Linked DNA regions of Mus musculus: region 2 is linked to region 1. The links are chromatin loops, found by intact Hi-C in ENCODE. Cell type or tissue: heart. All regions are shown on one strand.

What was found. Peaks named below come from ENCODE experiments on the same cell type or tissue, not always from the same donor. Only the 100,000 strongest peaks of a DNase experiment are listed, where the experiment ranks them.
Region 2: a loop joins it to region 1, with 4 times the contacts of the local background. A loop is called at or near these places in 19 of 42 quality-filtered maps.

The regions. Positions count from the first base shown.
Region 1 is chr8:120,067,840-120,075,839 of GRCm38, forward strand. No RefSeq gene overlaps it. Among named protein-coding and RNA genes, the nearest start is that of Zdhhc7, 30 kb to the right of the region's middle. In heart, a CTCF peak has its summit at 4,032 (motif pointing left); DNase peaks (open chromatin) are centred at 212, 4,032, 4,622 and 5,192; H3K27ac peaks cover 785 bases; H3K27me3 peaks cover 1,150 bases.
Region 2 is chr8:119,988,323-119,996,322 of GRCm38, forward strand. It overlaps Crispld2 (cysteine-rich secretory protein LCCL domain containing 2), which reads left to right and starts at 4,116. Exons shown (of 15, transcript NM_001310635.1): 1 at 4,116-4,278. In heart, a CTCF peak has its summit at 4,025; DNase peaks (open chromatin) are centred at 4,109 and 6,219; H3K4me3 peaks cover 1,091 bases; H3K27ac peaks cover 321 bases; H3K27me3 peaks cover 4,786 bases.

The DNA of each region.
Region 1 (8,000 bases):
AGCCCTGTTCTCCTGTGGTTCTATTTGGGTCAGGCTATGTGTAGCCCAGGGTCACTGGCTGGAGACCTGGGCCTCTCTCCAAGTACTGTGTCTTCTTCACCGAGCGGATTTAAGTTCCACTCGGGAAGACATTGTCCAGCCTGGAACAACCCCGATCAACTTCCTGCCTGCTGCTCACTCAGCTGTGGCCTGGATCCAACGTCATCCCACACATCTGTCTAAATGAGGTCCTGGCCCCACTGGCTCATTTTAGCTGCCTTTGGCCCCTTGTGATCTGTAAGCAATCCACCACCTGCCACTCTGCTCGTTAACAAGAGGCAAGCAGGAGGCCAGGCTGCAGTCCAGAGGCTGGGAGGGACCTTCCGGCACTGTTGAGCTTGGGCACAGGCTTCTCTGTCTCCAATTCCTCCTCACCCACCTGACCAGAAAGGCATGAGGCTAATGCGATGCTGCGATGGCCCCGAGCCCACCTGTGCACCCCAGGGCCTCTGTGCCAGGCGGGGGTGTGGAACTGTGCCATCTCCTTCATCTGTAGCACATCTCGCAGGCCAGACTTATGCTCCCGTGACATTTACCAAGGGGAAGCTGATGCCACAGAGTCATCCTGTGCGGTGCTGACAGAGGCAGCCGGGTGTTTTCCTCTCCCTTGTCAGGGTGAACTTACGAAGGTGCTTGTCTTTCTTTTTCTTCTTTCTCAGGCCTCATACTGGGACTGCAGAGCTCACACGTGCCACACACCAGGGAGCCCACCCTTGGTGTAATTGCTTTCCTCTAAAGCATCCGGAGTGAGTAGCACACTCACGGTGGAAGTCAAAAGCCACAGAGATATCCACAGGTGCCCAGCACCTGTGATGCAACTGCTAGACACTGTTGTCAGCTATGGGGGGATCAGGGCAAAGTCCCAGTGAATGCCTTGGTTTCAGAGACCAAACTGAGACAGCTTGAAGCCAGTCATGATGAGAGGGGAGTGCTGAGGTGGGGATGCTGAAGTGGGGGTGCTGAAGTAGGGGTGCTGGGGGATACTGAGGGGGATACTGAGGTGGGGTGCTGAGGTGGGGGTTCTGGGGTGGGGATGCTGAGGCGGGGTACTGAGGCAGGGTGCTGAGGTGGGGGTCCTGGGGTGGGGATGCTGAGGTGGGGGTTCTGGGGTGGGAATGCTGAGGCGGGGTACTGAGGCAGGGTGCTGAGGTGGGGGTTCTGGGGTGGGGATGCTGAGGCAGGGTGCTGAGGTGGGGTACTGAGGGGGGTGCTGAGGCGAGATGCTGAGGCGGGGTGCTGAGGTGGGGTTTCTGGGGTGGGGATGCTGAGGTGGGGGTCCTGGGGTGAGGATGCTGAGGTGGGGGTTCTGGGGTGGGGATGCTGAGGTTGGGTGCTGAGGTGGGGTTTCTGGGGTGGGGATGCTGAGGTGGGGGTGCTGAGGTGGGGATGCTGAGGTTGGGTGCTGAGGTGGGGTACTGAGGGGGGTGCTGAGGTGGGGTTTCTGGGGTGGAAATGCTGAGGTGGGGGTGCTAAGATGGGGATGCTGAGGTGGGGTGCTGAGGTGGGGTGCTGAGGTGGGGTTTCTGGGGTGGGGATGCTGAGGTGGGGGTGCTGAGGTGGGGTATTGAGGGGGGTGCTGAGGCGAGATGCTGAGGTGGGGTTCCTGGGGTGGCGATGCTGAGGCTGGGGTGCTGAGGCGGGGTACTGAGGGGGGGTGCTGAGGCGAGATGCTGAGGCGGGATGCTGAGGTGGGGTTTCTGGGGTGGGGATGCTGAGGTGGGGTGCTAAGATGGGGATGCTGAGGTGGGGTGCTGAGGTGGGGGTTCTGGGGTAGGGATGCTGAGGTGGGGATACTGAGGCTGGGGTGTTGATGTGTAGATGCTGAGATGGAGATTGTTGGATAGAGAAATCTGAGTGACTCAGTGCTACTGAAGTCAGTGCAGACCAAGTTCGGTCTTCAACCGGATTCTTATCCCATCATCCTCCATAAAGGAAGAGCAGACAGTGAAGGGTACAAATGGCAAGCACTTTGATTGTCAGTTCAACCAGACTGGCCATTTTGAATTTAAATAAAACTGTACTGGCTAGTTTTGTGTCAACTTGGCACAGCTGGAGTTATCACAGAGAAAGGAGCTTCAGTTGAGGAGATGCCTCCATGAGATCCAGCTGTAAGGCATTTTCTCAACTAGTGATCAAGGGGGAAAGGCCCCTTGTGGGTGGGACCATCTCTGGGCTGGTAGTCTTGGTTCTATAAGAGAGCAGGCTGAGCAAGCCAGGTGAGGCAAGCCAGTAAAGAACATCCCTCCATGGCCTCTGCATCAGCTCCTGCTTCCTGACCTGCTTGAGTTCCAGTCTTGACTTCCTTTGGTGATGAACAGCAGTATGGAAGTGTAAGCCGAATAAACCCTTTCCTCCCCAACTTGCTTCTTGGTCATGATGTTTGTGCAGGAATAGAAACCCTGACTAAGACAAAAACCATGTGAACTCTCAGTGGGATGCTAGCTAAGAGCGGTTCCTGGCTGCCTTGCTTACAAGTGCTGTATCTTGGGCAGGTGCAACATCCAAGGTCCATAGGACAACAAACAAAACCAACCCCTCCAGAAACACACACACACAAAAGAAAAGAAAAAAGAAAAGAAAAGAAAAGAAAAGAAGAGAAAAAGGCTGGTGGAAGGCAACAATGGCTACCTTGTAAAACTAGATCTGCCCGCTCACTGGGAGGCATGCAAGTACGGCAAGCTTCTTAGCCTCAGTTTTAAAAAAGAAAAGAAAAGGTTCTTAAGTTTGGTGCATGCTGTCCTGTACACCCAGCACAGCTTTCCCTCTGTCCTGTATACCCAGCACAACTTTCCCTCTGTCCCGCATACCCAGCACAGATTTCCCTCTGTCCTGTATACCCAGCACAACTTTCCCTCTGTCCCGCATACCCAGCACAGCTTTCCCTCTGTCCTGTACATCCAGCACAGCGTTCCCCAGCCTCTCACCTCACTGTCCATCTCCTGACTTCCCTGGCCATCTTCAAATGCCACCGAGGCCCCTAACAGAGGAGGTACATACCCATTGCCCTTCCTCCATTGCCTCAGTTAAGCCCCTGCTTCTTGTGTCTCCAGGAAAATAGTGTGCATGAGAGGTCATCTCCAAACCCTTCAATCACCCATTTGTATTTGTTAATTTATTACATTTTTTATATTAAATGATCAATTGATGTAATAAAGTTATTAGTTCTTAGATGAATAAAAATGTTTTCTATAAGTCAGTATCATCTTGCACAGATGGAAACACACACTGGCAGTCTGGCACTTGGGAGGTAGAGGCAGGAGGAACAGGACTTCAAGGCCAGCCTCAGCTACATGAGGGCTACAAGAGACTGTCTCAAAATAACAAAACAGAAAAAAAACCAATAGATCAAAATTATCTTCTTAATGAGTATCTAATAGTGGCTTCCCAGACACTGTGTCAAGCATGGTAGGAACACAAACCTGTACAGTGACTGGCAGGCTCTGTCCCCTTGACCTCTGTGGGCCCAACATGAGCTTGGTGTTATAGCAGCTCCAGCTGTCCTTAGACCATGATACCAAGCAGCCTTCCTCAGCCCAGGATCCTGGGCCCCATACCTCACTATTCCTGCCTCAGGCAGAAAGTGGGGTGTCACCTGGAAACACCCCCAAACTTGCCCACTCTCTGTGGCTGAGACAGTAAGTATCTGTAGGTCCTGTGTTCTTCTCCAGGTTGAGGACAGGCCAGGAGAGGACATGACACCCACCCATGTGACTTCACTGGGGGTGTTTTGAGAGACTCCATCTGGGCTGATCTTCAAAGTAAAACCTAAAGGAAACCTGGTGCCCCGTGGGCAAGCAGACACTGTACATAAGAGCCCCATGCCTGCTGAAAGCCAGTGTTGCTACCACACAGAACACGGAGGTAGCTGAGGAGAAAAGACTCTAGGTTAGCATTTCTAAATTTCTACTCCTTCCCCCCAACTTCCCAACCCCAAGCTAGGGAAGGCTTCTCCAAGGGCTGGGACAATGTAGTTTTGAACCCCGCCCTCTGGTGGCTGTATGTGGTAGTGCACCCTCAACGCTGGCTGTATTGGGCCATAGGAAGGCTGCCTGCATGGGGACTGACTGGCCTTCACCACTATGATACTGTCACAGAGATGCTGTCACAGGGATGGCAGGTGAGCAAGGCTCACAGAGGCAGCCTCTGCACAAAGGCAACACCTGCACCTTACCTGCAGAGAGAACTGAGAGAACTGCGCCAATCTACTCTCCGGGCAGCCTGTACTCCTCAGCTGCCCTGAGCATTCCCAGACAGACAGAAGGCCTGGCTGCTCTGCCCTCTGAAGTTGAGCAAGGGATGAGTGGAATGTAATTACCTTCCCAAGCCGTTCTGGAGAGGTTATGAGCCTCGGACTTTAGACACATGTGTATGGTTTATGTCCAGACAGACAAATGAAGAAGCGGTTGAGCTCTCCACCTAACAGGAGGGCAACCTGCCTCTTAGCCACCCCAGGCCCTGCTGACCCTCCCTCTTATAGGCAGGCCTGGCTCTGTCTGAAGTCGCAAATGCTTATCGCTGCTTGAGAGAGGGAGGCATTAGTCACGCTTTGGCATGTCCTCAAAGCCCGGCTTCAAGCAAAAGATCTCTATCTGCCGCTCTGCTGCCCCAGAGACCTGGAACTGGAACCAGTCCGACCTTCTGTAAAGCTAGGCAGGCGGGCTTGGATATAGATCCAAGACCTAGTTCCTTTGATGCCAGGACCTGGTCTACTTCCCCTCCTACCCTCAGTGTCCTCTGTGGTGAAGGTTTAAGAGACTCCACGACTTCCCCTGCATCCCTCCTAGGAGTACCAAAGGGATACACATCCGTCCTCGTGCACAAGGGAGTCAGACAGACATGCTGGTACTGGATAGGGGGACAAATGGGTTGCTACCACACTGCACTCTCAAGAACAGATGTGCTGGGGGCTGTAGCCAGGACAGGGTGACAGGCTAGGCTCTTTCCCAAGCTGACCCCGACGGTCCTAAACCAGGGTCAAGTCACCCCACCCAGCCAGCAGGATACCCAAGGGCCTCTGGGTTTGACAGAAGAAAACAACCCAGAAAAAGGAACCTATAAGAGCCATGCTGGTGGGCAGCGGAAGGCCTAGGGCTGCCTGGAGTTGAGGAGAGGGAGAGGGCGGGGCCTGTGGAAATTTCCCTGGACTGTGCACTGGGAAGTAGGGGTTTGGCAGGCCTGCCTGTTTCCTCGGCCGCACAAGGTTTCACTGGATAGAATCAGAAACAGCAGGAAGGTGGAAATGGCTGGGAACACTGGCTTTGGTGAGAGCCTCTGCTTCTAGAAGAAATGCCAAAGGCCAGCAGGCTTCCATTCTGTTTACCTGCGGTTGGCAGAGAACGGCAGACCCCAGAAGTTCTGACCCTAACTCCTCAAACCTGGGCTCTCAGAACCAACTAGCCAAGGGACCTTCACACATGTGATGAGGGGGTGGGAGGGGGGAGCAGCCCAGGCTGCCAGGTGGGTTTCATAAAACGCCCAAGGCCTTCCTGTGGGAGAGCCTCTTCACCAGCCGTGGTCAGAGGGTATGGGACGAAGAACGGCAGAGAGGAAGGAGGTAGCTTGCTCGATGGTGGAGGCAGGCAAGACTCAAGGGCCCAGGAATATAGGTAGTGTGTACGCTGGGGCAGGGAAGCACAGGGCTTCCAGCAGAAATGGGCCCTACCCATACCCAGGAAGTCAGCCCTGGGGTGATGTGCTGGACCCTGAGTCTGAGCACTGGTGGTTACATGGTCATGGGCTTTCCCTACATTGATGACAGCAAACTCAACCACAGCTCCCTGGTGCCGGTCCTGCGATGCCGGCCTCACCCTTGAGAACACCAAGTCTCTGGGAGATGGGCTGATCCATCTAGCAAGCTTGAGGAGGTGGGAACCCTGAGCCACTGAACCCCACTGCTCTGAGAAAAAGGGGGTTCACTGCCCTGCTAGGACAGAAGTGGGTAAGTGCTGACCTGGAGCATTCGGTCAAGGCGCCTCTGTCCTGTCCTCTTGTCCGTCCCAAGCCTCACCTGAGCCTTGGAATGAGGAGGGCTGTGGGTTAATGGCAGCTTTCTGTCACTGTGACAAAATGCCCAAGGAAAACAGTCCACAGGAAAAAAGGCTTATTTGGCCAGGAATGAGGGTCAGGGTGCCTTTAATTCTAGGGCTTGGGGAGTATTTGGTGGCTCTCTGAGTATGAGGTCAGTTTGGTCTACACAGTGAGTTCCAGACCATGGAGGGATACCTGACGAGACCCTGTCTGAAAATACATAAGTACAACTGATTTGGGCTCCTGCTTCAGAGGGTTGGCCCAGCAGCAGCTTGGGCAGAGTGTGAGAGAGTTGAGCACCAGGCCTCGTGGCAGCTCAGGACACACGTGGAAAGGCTGGACACAACGGCACCCCTTCCAACTAAGACCCACTTAAAGGTCATGGGATCAGATTATAGGCACTTCCCTGGAGCCCCAGTCTGAAGGCTGCAGTGAAGACCAAGCCTGAAGCGTAGCAGCCTACGGCAGGCATTCCTCGGGCACTGACGGTGGAACTGAGTGTCTTCTCCAGGGGATGACAATGTTTTGTGCTGTCATTTCATCTTTATCTTATGTTTGGATTTTCAAGGCAGGGTTTCTCTGCGCAGCCCTGGCTGTCCTGAAACTCACTCTGTAGACCAGGCTGGACGAGAACTCAGAGATCCATCTACCTCTGTCTCCCGAGTGCTGGGATTGAAGGTGTATGCCACCACCGATGGTGGTCATTTTTTTTTTCCCTTAAAACTTATTTTTATGTGCATGAGAGTTTTCTTGGCACACGTGCCTGGTGCCTGCAGAGACCAGAAGAGGGTGCTGGATTCCCTGGAACTGAAGTGAGCCTCCACGTGGGTGCTGGAAATTGAACTTTGGCCTTCGAGAAAAGCATCTAAGAGAGATGGCTCTTAGCTGATGAGCCATCTCTCTAGCCCCTGCTCCCTAGGTTATCACTTTAAAATGGCTGCTCTTATACCATGTGAACTTCACTCCAGTTATTTAAAAAAACAAACATGCTGAGACCTCCTGTCCTGGGAGATTCTGTCTAGGGACAACAGGACAGGGAAGCTATGATCTAGATCCCTCAATTGCAGATCTTAGTGACCAAGGGGAGGTACTAACACTTTGGGGGCAGATCAGGGTCTCGATCACCATTGTCCAGCCTGAGCCAGAGGTGACTGGGGTCACATGGGGACTGCCACGCCTCGTTCCTCGGCTGTGTGAGGATGGGGAGGAAGGTAGAAATGGAAAAGTACCTCTGCTCCCGAGGAGGAACCGGGCAGGGCTGTGGTTTGAGATCTACAGGGCCTTTGCCAGAGTGAGATGCTCTCTGGGAGACCATAAACATCAGCTCTGCTGGCATGTGTTGTAAGGGGATTCGGTTTTGTTTAGTTGGTGAAATTCTGATTTACTTTTTAAAAACCCACAAAACCCCTTGACAGATCCATCTTAAATGAGGACACCAGGCTACCCAGGAAAGCTGAGTTCACAAAGGCTGAGCTGGACCTCAGGTATGGGCTGTAGAAAACCCCTCAGCCATCACTGGTTCTGGTTTCTTGAGAGTCGGCTGTGTGCCGGGGGCAGGAGGGGATCCCCTTAATTGTGTGTGCCTTCTTGTTTCTGACCTCCAAGCCCTGCCAGGACAGGAGCTCCCTTGTGTCATTTTACAAAGGAAGGCATTTTTGGCACAGAGAAGCAGAGGCGCTTACTCTGAATCACACGGCCAGGGAGTGGCAGATAGGCAAGCAGGTTTGTTCATTTCAGGCTGCAGAGATCTGCTGCCTTGCACCCAGGAACTGCTGGAGCCATTGTTTCTGACCAAACGCGGCTCCTGAAACACAGATCCCAGCCCAGGAGGTCAGGGTGGCCTTTCACGCCTGGCAGAGCCTGTGCTGCCAACCTAGGGGTCCCAGGGGGAGAAAAATGGAGAAATGCATCCTAGAAGGGAGAAACAGTGAGCT
Region 2 (8,000 bases), 80 kb before region 1:
GGGAAGTGGGCCAGCAGCCAGAGAGGGACACAGCAGGAGAGCCCGCAGCTCTGCATGGAAGGATCAGATCGTCAGACCACTGACACCTCCATCTTGCAGCCTGTTGTGGTCCCTCGACCTCTGATTGGTCACTGGAAGGGGACAGTGGGCTCGGGGTGCACTGCATGCCCCTTCAGGTCTGAGCGGAGCATACCTTTTCAGATCTGGCTCCCTAGAGGGACTTTCTCTTTGTCTCAACTTCCCCAGAATCCAACACTCTCCCAGGTCACAAGGACATTCTTGATAGTATTTCCCAGGAAATCTGTGGCTAGTCCCTCTCCTGGGGACAATTACATGGATCTTGGTCCCTTCTCTTCTGGAACCTCTCAGGCATCCACAACGCCCACGTTACCATTATTCAAATACAAAGGCTGTAAGTTTTCTCTCTTCCTTTTCAAAGAAATTACATCCTGAGATTGCAAAAGTCTGGGAAATTTAATTGGAGCTGAACTTCCGAGAGCCCTGTGGCCCTGGCAGCACCTATGTTAATCCTTGATGTGACATGCTCCAGTGATTTCCACGTTAACCATTTAAGGATTTAAGGAATAGGGATGGGGGTGGGGGTGTTGGTTGTGATGGTTACCATTGGAGGGGCCCTTAGCATCACAAAGGTTAGCAACTTTCTTGACAGATGGAAATTCACTCTGACTGGCCCAGGATGACACCAACTAGCACATTAAAGATATCATTTGTCCCATAGGTGCTCCTCAGAGAAGTCAGGTGACTTGAGCTAAGGTACATAGCTGGGGCATGTGCATGAGAAATGAAGCCCAAATCTGTCATGACTCATAGATGGTGCTCATCACTAGGTTGGGTGCTCATTACTAGGTTAGGTGTTCTTCACTAGATTAGGTGCTTATTACTAGGTTAGGTGCTCATTACTAGGTAAGGTGCTCATTACTAGGTTAAGTGTTCATCACTAGATTGGGTGCTCATTACTAGGTTAGGTGCTCATCACTAGGTTAGGTGCTCATTACTAGGTTAGGTGCTTATTACTAGGTTAAGTGTTCATTACTAGATTGGGTGCTCATTACTAGGTTAGGTGCTCATCACTAGGTTAGGTGCTCATTACTAGGTTAGGTGCTTATTACTAGGTTAAGTGTTCATTACTAGATTGGATGCTCATTACTAGGTTAGGTGCTCATCACTAGGTTAGGTGCTCATTACTAGGTTAAGTGTTCATCACTAGGTTGGGTGCTCATTACTAGGTTAGGTGCTCATCACTAGGTTAGGTGCTCATCACTAGGTTAAGTGTTCATCACTAGGTTGGGTGCTCATCACTAGGTTAGGTGCTCATCACTAGGTTAGGTGCTCATTACTAGGTTAGGTGCTCATCATTAGGTTAGGTTCTCAGCCCCTAGGAACAACACCTTGTTTTTTATGGAGCGGCTGTATGGTATCTGGTCATCTGTGGACTTTTTTTTTCTTTTTTTTAAGACTGCAAATTTCTTCATTTCCACTAGCATAGGTCTGTGCTTTGTGCCCATCTCCTCGAAGCCGATTAGCCTCTGTAGTTTTAGCAAAAGAGTGAGGCATGTCTCCAACACCAGGCCATCAAAGGCCCTCCCAAGGCACCTGGCTCTGGAGGAAGCTTGCTTTAGGGACAGCTAGGCACCACGTGTCTGACCACCTGACACTGTCCACTGGAAAGGCTGGAGCCACTACGGCCAGCAACCCAGCTGGTATCCCTCCCACAGCCAATATCAAACACTACTCTCAGTGTCTAGCTCCAGTCAACAGCTAACTACAGCCAATGAAGGGCCCTAAGGAAGAAACTAACTGCACTAACCACACCTTTCCAGTGTCCCCTATCTAGTACATTATAGGCCTAACAAAAACAATGGGGGCTGTTAAAGATGTCTTGTGTGTGTGCGTGTGTGTATCATAATCATATTGGGTATCAAAATAGGTATATATGAATACACACATATATCATTAGCACTAAATAACCATTATACAACTGGAACATCTCCCTCCAACCCACTATAATATAGGATAATTTGTTACACAGCAGTACTAGCCATGACATTCTACTTTAGAAATTTGTTTAGCCTCCCCGATATATCAACAAGAAATGAAATAGCTCTGAAGTATCCAATGTGTTCATCTTGTATAAATACAAACTCTCTAATCAGCTTACCACATGACTTAGAGGCCAAGCTGATAGGCTGTCCTGGTCCATTTGGGCTGATGGGTCAAGACGGCACTGGGTGACAGGATATACACAGGGGAGCTTGGGCAGTGAGACTGTCAAAGGTAGTGTCTCAGCTCACAGATGGGGATCTCACAACATCCCAACTTGCTCTCCCCACCCCCACCGTATCTTCCCTAGGTAATTAGATCTCAATGTAGCAATCTTGGCAAGATACATTAAAATATAGTAGGGGCTCCGGCACAGGCTGCCTGGGTTGGGATCCCAGTCTCACCAATGGACAACCAGGAGATCCTGGACAAGTGCCTTCACCTGCTTGTACCCAATGTCCCCATCTGTAACCAGAGGCCCCTTTCCATTGGGCCGTGAGAGGCTGACCAGAAGATGCCCTTGAAGTTCCCCCGCATAGCTCCTGATACTCTTCTGGTGAAGGAGAAATGGGGTAGGTTAGACGAGAAGGCCACACAGGGGAGGGAAAGGGGAAACTGAGGAAGAGTAGGAAGAAGAGCTGGAGGTTCTGGGATGGCCAGACTGAGGGAGACTTGGCATGTTGGTTTGACCTGATGATGATAGGCATGTAGAATGCTTCGGTGGGGAGGGGTGTCTAAGAGTCCCACGGAGCCATCAAGGAGCTTTGCAAGGTTGTCATGAAAAGCGTCAGCAGGGCGGTGTGGTGGGGCCACTCAGAGCCTGGGACTTCTATTACTGACAAGCCACTCCTGCCCAAATGCTGGGTCCCAGAAAAGCCCTGTTCCTCATCACTTCCCGTTCCTGGGTGGGTAACAGGACCCAGTTTATCCTGTTTTGCATTCAAGGCTTAATGGTCACGGACACTGGCAACAGAGTGGGCACGTGCACTTTGGAGACCTGTGACTCAGAGATGCGTGCAGGAATCTCTGTGTTGGTCAGTCCCTTCACTGAGGAGAATAGGGATGCTGGCGTCTGAGGGTGGTCAGGCCAGATCGTCAGCACCAGAGAATGGCACATGGAGCACAGGGCCCACCCTCACTGGCCTTGTCCTGGGTCACCCCCAGGGCTGCTAATCAGCCCTGTTAATCAGCACTGACTCCTCTGGTACTTGGAAGACAGCTTAGGGTGTAGCAAGTGAGTGCAGGTCGCTTGATGATGGATGCTTCCAAAACTGAGCATTAAGGACGGGATTTAAAATGAAAAATATTAACATATCTGAATCTTTATCTGCGCAGTGCTGCGTCAAGGACTTGGGTAAAGATCTCTGGTTGTAATCCAGGTTCCCCAACATGTCACGAGGAACCCCAGCGGGCTCGGCTGTACCTGCTCCTGGTAGTATTTGTGGAGGTGTTAGTGGGAGGTGCCTCTTTGGATGGGTGGTCTTCTCCAGTCCCACTTTAAGTGACTGAGAGTGTTCTGGGGGATCTCTTAGCTCTTCCCGCTCATTCCCTCACTTGCCCTTAAGGGTTTGGGTGTCAACCTTTACCTAAAGTAATTTCCCGGATTCTAACCTCGGGTTATTTGCTCCAGGTAGACGCCAAATGCCCTGGGGCACGTGGTACTAAGCTTACTGGAACCTCACCCTGGGGTTCTTGAGGAGGCGGGATAATCTCTCCACAGAAGTGGGACATAGCCTCCTCCCTAAATTGCTGGGAACCCCCGAGATCCTCCTAGTTTGGGAATAGGTCGTGGCGGATAAATGCGCACACCCCGGCTCAGCACGTGCTTCCCGGTGGTCTTTTGTCCTGTCCTTCACTTGAGTAGTAGAACCGGGTGGGGTCCACAGGCCACGGACTGTCTGGGGGTGCCCAGCCTGCCGCACGCAGAAAGAGCTCAATGAAAACTACTTTTATGGTCACGGCTAGGGGCCGCGCGCTCCTTGCGCATCGTGGTCCTCAGTGCCTCCACCCTCCCGAAAACAGGAGGCGGGGCCGGCGCCTCGCAGCCCAATCAGCGCTGCCTGTGGACTTGGGGGGCGTGGCTCAGGATGCTCTAAGAAGCTACTAGGGGCCGCGCTCAAGTCCTGGACCCACTCAGAGCGCCCAGCATCCGCAAGGTTCCAGATCTGCAACTTGCTTGCCCAGCGCTCCCCAGGTTGAGGCCAGAGTTCCGCACAGGTGAGAGGGACTCGGTCCCGCTGTTCTTTTGTCTGTAGGAGAACAGGTCTTGTCGCGTAGCCTACGCTGTTCTCGAACTCTTAGCCACCTCACTGCTTCGGCTGCAATGTCTCCTCTTTCTGTCCTTTTTCGACTCTCTTGCCCTGACTAAGGCAGACGCGGTGCTTCAGGGCTGTTCAGGGCTGTGTGCCGCCGTTCTGCAGAGCCCTTACCTGCAAGATCCTTTTCAGATGAAGAAATTGAGGCTCAACTACGAAGCTTTTTGCCCGGGACTGACTCGCGGTTAGGAAGCCGTTGGAGCTGGGATCCCTAGCCTGGCTGCACGAAGCTGCTTCGCGCTTCACTGAGGCGCGCTCTTTTGCCCACCCAAGGCAATTTGCCACCATTTGGGGCGGTAGTGTGTTGTCAGTGGGCGTCGATAACTGGCTCGATGATGGCTTGGTTGCGTTAGAGGGGTCTTTCACTCTGTGAGGGTAAGGTTCAGGTGATCACAGGGGCAGGTAAGTGCCTTTGGTTCCAAATGACAGAGCCACACCCCTTTTCCATTGGCAACAGGCTTGTGGTGAGGGGGTCTCCTAACCCTATTTCAGATAAAATATGGAGGGTCAGAGAGGTAAAGTGAGCTGGACTACAGCAGAGACAGGTCTGGAAGCCACCTCCGACTGCCTCCAAGGCTTCCCAGGGACGTGTCCAGGTGTAGCACAGTCTGGACTCTGGCCCATAGGAATCCTTCTGTCTCAGTTTCCTGAGTTGTCGGGATTATAGCAACTCTTCTAGAGACTGTTTTAGGGAACACATGACAGGGTCTTTTCCTAAAGTGGGCATCTTGAATTAAGTCCTCCTGTCAGGAGTATTGGCCCCAGATGAGGAAAGCCAAGATCAGCTCCTTTGGGGTATAGACTTGGTGCCAGATGCCTGTTGCTGCAGTGCAATTTGAACTGGCCCTCTTTCCAGGGAAAGGTGAGTTGCTACGGTGACTAAGCCCGTGTGAGAGGCTGTCTGGATGCCTGGCTTTCCTGGAGCCAAGAGCGGGGCTGGAAATGTCCACTGTTAGACCTGGGCTCCTTGCCCTGAGGAAGTAGGGTAGTCCTGCCTTCTCCAGATGATCTTACACTCCGCACATCAGGTCTGGAGTCTGACAGCCCTGCAGAACAAGGCTGGACCACGCTGCTTGCCACAAAGGAACTGAGGGATGTACAGCATCACTTGGCATCCTCTATCTGCCACCGTCCTCACCTCACCTCCAGGAGGAATAGCAGGTGTGGCGCTACAGTGCCTGACTTGGGAGCGGTGGCTGGGGACCTGGGTCAGTGGCTCAGAGTCTTGAATCTGGGCTGGAAGTGGAGAGTGACTTGTGATTATACCCCCATAGGTGGGCCTGGCTCTGGACTCTAACACCCACGGCTTGTAGGTCCTGCCTTTTAAAAGACAGCTATATATCCACTACTGCCTCTGTCTTCAACCTGACCTTCACAGAGGGGGCTTTATCTAAGGGGTCCTGGACAAACATCTGGACGAGGCTCCTAGAGAGAAGTGAAGACGGAGGTGTTGATTCTTACATAGTGACAGTTATAGTAAGGCTGGCACCTGACACTTCTCTGGAACATCTGTGGCCAGCTATGGCCAGGGCTGGCCCTAGCCATCTCTTGACTGCCCTGTGAGCCGGCATGCTCCACCCACTGATGCATGAAGTGCACACGTGTGCAGAACACGAAACAGCTGGGCCCCTGGCTGAGCTCCACTGTAGGTTCAGAGGAAGGTGCTGTACCAGATGACAAATGTGACCAGCACAGCAGAGTGTACCACAAGGCTTGTTTCATGACCTAAGGGTGCTTTTAGCATCTCCAGGAGCCTGGCCCCAGATGGGGTTGGTGGGGGCGCGGTGTAGGGCCAGAAGGGGGTTGTACTGACAGGGCTCTTCACCAGGACTCGGTCCGTTGGTACACTGAAAGTCTGCCTGGTGACCTGGGTCAGTGAGGCTCCCAGAGCCTGGCTGCTGTGCTGCAGATGGGTGGGGTTGGTCTGCAGGGGGAGGACCTGAATGGGGGAAGAGGATCAGGAGGCCCTTCACAGCCGCCCCCCTACATACACACATGGCATCCGTCTTGTATGAACTCCACTGGAGTGTCTGCAGGCAGGACCCTGGTGCTGACCTTGGCCTTGTGGGAACTGGCTCGAGGCTCTTCTCCGTCACCAGTGTAATTTGTGAGTAGGGGAGGTGCCTCTGTGTCTGCTACTCTGGGAACTAGAAGCTTAAAAAAGATTAAAAAAAAAAAACTCACTGCGTTTGATGAGTCCCAGATGTGCAGAGCCCACGTCAGTCAAGGGGTTGATAACTGGATGGCTCTTCAGGATGGGAAACCTCGGTATGGCCAGAGTGCCATCATTTCATTCCATGGAGAGGTCCTTCAGCTTATGATGTCCCCACCTGAGCACCCTGCAAGCAACAGAGCAGACAAGAGCAGCCACATGAGGGGGTCCTGAGTCCAGGGCATTCAGTCATGTTTTTGTTTTGTCTTTTCTTGAAAAAGTAGAAAACACATACACACAAATATCATTTTTATCTTTCAATTTAAAAAATCGATATTTATTGAGTGTGTGCGTGCGTACGCATGCATCCATGTATGTGGGCATTGGCATGCACGTGTGTGGGCATGCACATGCCATGGGGCATGTGTGGAAGTCAGAGGGCAGCTCATGGAATACATCTCCATCTGTGCTTGTGGATCTTAGGAAGTGGTTGACTTCAGCTTCTCAGGCTTGGTGGCAAGTGCCTCTCCCCACTGCATCATTCCGATGCCCCCCCCCCAATGCACTACTTTAAAAATATTTATTTAGTCGTTTTATGTGCCTGTGTTCATCTGTATGTGGGTCCGTCCATAGGATTGTCCTGCCTGAGGAGGATGGAGAGGTGTTAGAACCCACCCTGGAACTGGAGTTACTAGTGGTTTGTGAATCCCCACCACCACCCCATGAAGATACTGGGAATCAAACTTAGGTCCTCTGCAAGAGCAGCAAGTGTTCTTTCTTAACTGCTTGCTGAGACATCTCCTCAGCCCTCCTCACAGTCAGTTGTCCATGCACAACTGAGGGGCATTGAGTATGTCGGCGGTGTTGTATGGCTAACGCAACCATCTAGTTCCAGAACACTGGCATCCTGTGTGCATGGACAGTTGTGCCCCAGGCTACTCCAGCAATTGCTCATCTCAGGTGACTCTGGACATCTCCCACAGATAGAATCCTACAGCATGTGGTCTTTGTGCCTGGGATCTTTTTGCAAGATCCATGCATTCGGTAGCCCATATCTGAATATTTTTACTGCCTTTTTTTCTCTCTCTCTCTCTCTTGAGACAGGGTCCCACAATGTAGCCTTTGCTGGCCTGGAACTTGCTCTGTAAACCAGCCCGGTCTCAAACTCAGACCGCCTGCCTCTGCTTCCCAGAGTTCTGGGGTTAAAGCTATGCACCAGCGTACCTGGCTTTAGTGTTTTGTTTTGTTTGTTTGTTTTAGTTTTAGTTTGCAAAGTGGTGGTTTTGTCACAGCATCTTCTTTCTTGTCTTGAGACAGAGCCTCACTGTGTCACCATGGCTGGCTTGGGAACTCACAATGTAGCCCGTGCTGGCTTCTGTCCTCTTATTCCTTGGATTATAGTTGTATCACTACCACTGTGACTGGCTCTTTTTTTTTTTTTTTTTTTTTTTTCTTGTGCTGAGGATGAAACA